Linked DNA regions of Homo sapiens: region 2 is linked to region 1. Evidence: read pairs that join two places in POLR2A ChIA-PET (ENCODE). Cell type or tissue: Panc1. All regions are shown on one strand.

What was found. ChIA-PET counts read pairs that join two places held together with the same protein. Peaks named below come from ENCODE experiments on the same cell type or tissue, not always from the same donor. Only the 100,000 strongest peaks of a DNase experiment are listed, where the experiment ranks them.
Region 2: POLR2A ChIA-PET joins it to region 1 with 8 read pairs; 3 of 35 experiments call an interaction of 5 or more read pairs at or near these places.

What each region holds. Positions count from the first base shown.
Region 1 is chr17:63,973,409-63,975,908 of GRCh38, forward strand. No RefSeq gene overlaps it. Among named protein-coding and RNA genes, the nearest start is that of SCN4A, 1.7 kb to the left of the region's middle. In Panc1, no CTCF peak of the experiment used is centred here; DNase peaks (open chromatin) are centred at 1,163 and 1,439.
Region 2 is chr17:63,897,681-63,900,180 of GRCh38, forward strand. No RefSeq gene overlaps it. Among named protein-coding and RNA genes, the nearest start is that of CSH1, 2.4 kb to the left of the region's middle. In Panc1, no CTCF peak of the experiment used is centred here; no DNase peak of the experiment used is centred here.

The DNA of each region.
Region 1 (2,500 bases):
TGGCAGCCAGGCTCTGTGCAAAAAGGTTGCTGTGATTGATTAGTGATGTCTGCCAGGGGCGCAAGGAGGAAGACCGTGGTGCCTCTGCCTGTGTTTGCCATCCCTGGCCTGGAGGGAAGGGAAAAGAAAGATGGGGGTGGGTGTGGATTCCTCTTTCCTGATCTTTGGGGTACTTGGTGTTGGGCTGGGAGAGGGAAGAAGAAAGGGCCCTGGGCCCGGCAGGGGTCTCCTAGCAGTTCCCTCCCACAGCCCTGGGGGCTCTAGCCCACTGGGCAGGCAGGGTGAACTGGGAGAGGAACATTGCATCTGGAGAGCTGCAGGTGCTAACGTGGAAGAGAAGACGTACAGGGAAGGTCACAGGGACAAGGAGATGGACAACTCCAATGGTGGGGGCAGGGCTAGAGCTCCTGGGGACTGCTTTTGGCTGGTGGTCCCAGCACAAGCTGGATTGGGGGAAGGGGCATCCACAAGGAGCCTTTGATGCCTGTGAGCATTGTGTGGTCTGGGCCCCACCTGGCCCCTCTCCCCTTCTGCCCAGCCCTCCAGAGCCTATTCCTGTGGAAGGGAAGGGGGATCACTTATTGCAAATGGCCCTGGGGGAATGACCACATCAGCAGGCAGTTGCAGTGAGACCCCTGCAGACCAGCTGCAGGCAGCCACTGCCAGACCCACATGGACAGACCTGGAGCCACCCCTGCACCACAGGGACCTGGACAGACCCCTAGAGACCCCCAAAGCCACACCTGAGGGTGGACCTCTCCCAGTGGGCCTTGACCCTTGCAGCAGCGCCCCTGCCCTGGTCAGCACGGGCGCTTCTCAGGCTTGCTCAACAGGTGGGGAGGGTGGCCAGGGAGAGGCCAGAGCCACTGGGCAGAGCTGGCCACGCCCTTGTGCCTGGCTCCCAGCTGCTCCTTACAGCACCCAGGGAGTCGTGTTTCCACGGGGATGACTCTGCTTATTCCTGCCAACCCTGCCCTCAGCTGCTCACTGGCCCCTGTCGTGAGCGTGGGCGTGCATGTGCACACACTTGCACACACAGGCACATGCACGCACACCCGGCCTGGAGCCACCCCACATGCAGACCTTCCCAGTTGCATCTCACAGCTCTGTCATATACCTTGCCACCTTCCTCCCCATCACCCACTCCACGTACACCCCCACATGCTGCTTGTCACTACACAGAAGGCGCCAACCAGCCAGATGGCCTTGAAGAGACCCCAGGGCTGCTGTGCACCCACCCAGTCTGCAGTCCCTGCTGTGATGATCCTCCTGTCCTGATACTGCTCACTCTTTTCATTACACGAGCCCAAGTAGGGCCACAAAAGCCCACAGACACATAGTCTGGCTCCCAACCCCAGCACTCGAGGAAATGACTCTCACCTGAGTCACCAGAGCTCCCCAGGGGACAGATCCAGTGTTTTCTTCCCCGCTGGCCCTCCTGAGCTTCCCACACCGCACACCGCCTTTCTTCTTGGGAGCAGGACATCACCTGTGCGTCCGGCCACTCTCCCCAGCTCTGCTCTGGGACCTGCCCCTTCCCTGCCCCTGGAAGATGCTTCTTCTCTGGGGCCTGCTCTGCAGCCTGTTTTCTTTGCACAGCGTACACCTCTCCCTTCAAAATGTTCACTTCCTCCTAATTTCCTCTTCTCCTACTCCTCCATTACCCCTGAGGTCTGGCTGTTTTGTAATGTGAGGGGAGGAATGTCCTCACTGGTTCCACTTGCTGAAGCTGGCTTTGGTTGGTGGCTGCCCGAAGCATCATGGTGGTAGATCTGGCCAGTTCCACACCCTACTGATGCTCCCTCTCCAGTGTCACTGCCCTCTCCACCCTCCACCCCTCACCTGTTCTGTTCAAATAACCTCCCCGCGTGGTGACATGCTCCTGTAGTCCCAGCTACGAAGGCAGGAGGATCCCTTAAGCTCAGGAGTTCGAGGCTGCAGTGAGCCATGATGGTGCCACTGTCCTCCAGCCTGGGTGACAGAGTGAGACCCTGTCTCAAAAACCAACCAAAGAAACACCTCCCACCAGGCTCTCCCCTAGACTGCCATAAATATTTGTAAAGTCACAAATTTCACCCCCTGCTTAAATCTTCAATGGCTTTCCACTGCTTAGGAGTACGTCCTAAGCCCTACCCAGGGCTCCCAAGGCCCTCCATGATCAGATCCCTGCCTCATTGCCTACCCTTCCCGCATCCTCTGGCCATGCTACCTCCATTTTCACAAATGGGCCAAGCTGTTTTCCACCCCCCTGCCCTAACCCCCATGCCTTTGCTTGTGGTTTGCTCTCCTCCCAGAGCACCCATCTTCTTTGTCTCCCTGGAGAGCTTCCATTCATCTTTCTAGACTCAACCCACACAAGAACCACCTCCTCCAGGAAGCCCTCCCTGGGTACCCTGGCTGGGTGGAACTCTCCCCTTGTTTGTGTCACCAGCTCAATAAAAGTTTATCAAATGAATAAGTGAGTGAATCACAGGGACACTCTACCTTAGCTCTTTTCTCC
Region 2 (2,500 bases), 76 kb before region 1:
AGTCCTTTCTCCAGGCCGGGCATGGTGGCTCATGCCTGTAATCCCAGCACTTTGGAAGACTGAGGTGGGTGGATCACTTGAGGTCAGGAGTTCAAGGCCAGACTAGCCAACATGGCAAAACTCCATCTCTTAAAAATACAAAAGTAGCTGTGTGTGGTGGCAGAAGCCTGCAATCCCAGTTACTCCGGAGGGTGAGGAGGTAGAATCGCTTGAACCCAGGACTCAGAGGTTGCCGTGAGCCAAGATTGGGCCATGGCACTCCAGCCTGGGCGCCAGAGTGAGACTCCATTTCAACAACCACAACAACGACAACAACAACAACAACAACAACAAAAGTCCTTTCTCCAGAGCAGGTGGTGTGGTGCTACTCAGTTATTTAGTTATTTTAGTTTCCTTTCTTTCTTTCCTTCTTTCTTTCTTTCTTTCTTTCTTTCTTTCTTTCTTTCTTTCTTTCTTTCTTTCTTTCTCTCTCTCTCTCTCTCTCTCTCTCTCTCTTTCTTTCTTTCTTTCTTTCTTTCTCTCTTTGTCTTTCTTTCTTTCTTGTTTTTGATGGAGTCTCATTCTGTCTCTGAGGCTGGAGTGCAGTGGCATGATGTTGCCTCACAGCAACCTCCACCTCCTGGGTTCCAGTGATTCTCCCGCCTCAGCCTCCCTAGTAGCTGGGATTACAGGCGCCCGCCACTATGCCGGGCTAAGTTTTGTACTTTTTAAATAGAGACGGGGTTTCACTATGTTGGCCAGGCTGGTCTCGAGCTCTTGACTTTAGGTGATCCACCCTCCCTGGCCTCCCAAAGTACTGAGATTACTGGCATGAGCCACCGCTCCCAACCCAGTTATTTCAGCTTCTATATCCCTCTGAGTGCAGGGATCCTGCCCCCAACACAAGGGGCCCTTTGCCTGATTTTGTCTTTCCATAAGGGGCAGATTGTTCTTTCTCAATTCTCAGGTGAGAATGGCCCAGTGGCATGGGGTGCCTTGTGGAAACCTCACAGCAGGAAAAGGTGAAGGCAGAGAAGGCCAGGACTGAGCCTCCTGTCTCCTGGTGCCCAGAGTTGGGGCTATTTCAATATAATCTGGAGGTCACAAGCATCAGATGCCCCCAGAGATGGCAGCAGGAAAGAGCACCCTCTCTAGTGGTGAAATCTTCCCCCCGAGTTTAAGAGCATCTAGCACTTGACTCTGTAGAAACACAAGCAAACAAACAGGCAAACGCTTCCAGAAGTGGTTGGCAGTGGTGTTGGCAACCAACATTGAACACCCACACCCCTGTGGCCTAGGATGTGAATGCTGGGGCCCTGCCATCTCCCCACTTTCAGAGCAGAAAACAGAGCTCCTTTTTCTGCCGTCATTCCTGAAGCATTACTGGACTAGCACCCCAGACTCATCATCTGCTGGGAGGGCACTGTGCTGTGAGCTGTTCTCCAGGCAGGCCTGTAGGAGGATCCAAGAGGGGTGTCATCGATGATACCAGCTCTGAGAAATATGGGGTCAAGGGAGGGTGGAGTCACCACTTTCCCCTGCTCCTTCCAGCACCAGCAAAGAGGAGGAGCCAGGTGGGAATGGAAGAGGGTCCCTGAGCTCCAAGTAGAAGAGGGTCCCTGCCTCCCCCACCATCCTTCCTCCAATGTCAGCTGGGACAGGGAGCCCCCATGACAGGGTCTTTTAGCCAGTGCTGGGGACTTAGATGTGGATTTTTGGCCATGGAAGAAGTCTGCAGCCTCCCTTAGGAAAGAGGGTGGCAGGGGCCCTAGTTGGGGACCACTACATAACTCCGCAGGTGGGCACACGGGTGGCGAGGCTCCCCATGCAGGTTACTGCCAGGAACATGTGGGACCTGCCAGGGCAGGGGAGTGTCTCCTCTCACCTCTCCATTTCTGTTGACCGCAGAATTATGGTGACTCAGAGGACTCTAGGAACCCCTGGGGAAACACCTTTGTAAGGGGTTACCATGCCAACCATGGACCAGAGGGAAGAACTGAGGCCCACAGGTGTGGGTAGAAGTCAATGATCATTTTCTCTAGTCTAGATCTTCCCAGAGCCTTGAGCAATGGAGACCATGTCTATCATTCATTGCTGGTAAAAAATCAACTTTGAATTAGACTTGGGATTCCCCTGACAGTACTGGGAAGTCGCTCACTGTTGGGGCATCACTTGAGGCCAGATCCCTGGCTGCTGCAGGCTGAGAGACTACCCAACAAGAGCCTCTATGTGGCCAGTGGGGAGAGGCTGCGCTTTGCACCTCTGGCGTCAGCTTCAAAAGGCTCAGGATAGGCCGGCGTGGTGGCTCATGCCTGTAATCCCAACACTTTGGGAGGCTGAGACATGTGGATCACCTGAAGTCAGGAGTTTGAGACCAGCGTGGCCAACATGGTGAAACTGATCTCTACTAAAAATAGAAAAATTAGCGGGGGTGGTGGCATTTGCCGATAATCCTAGTTACTGGAGCGGCTGAGGCACGAGAATTGCTTGAACCCGGGAGGCAGAGGTTGTCATGAGCCGA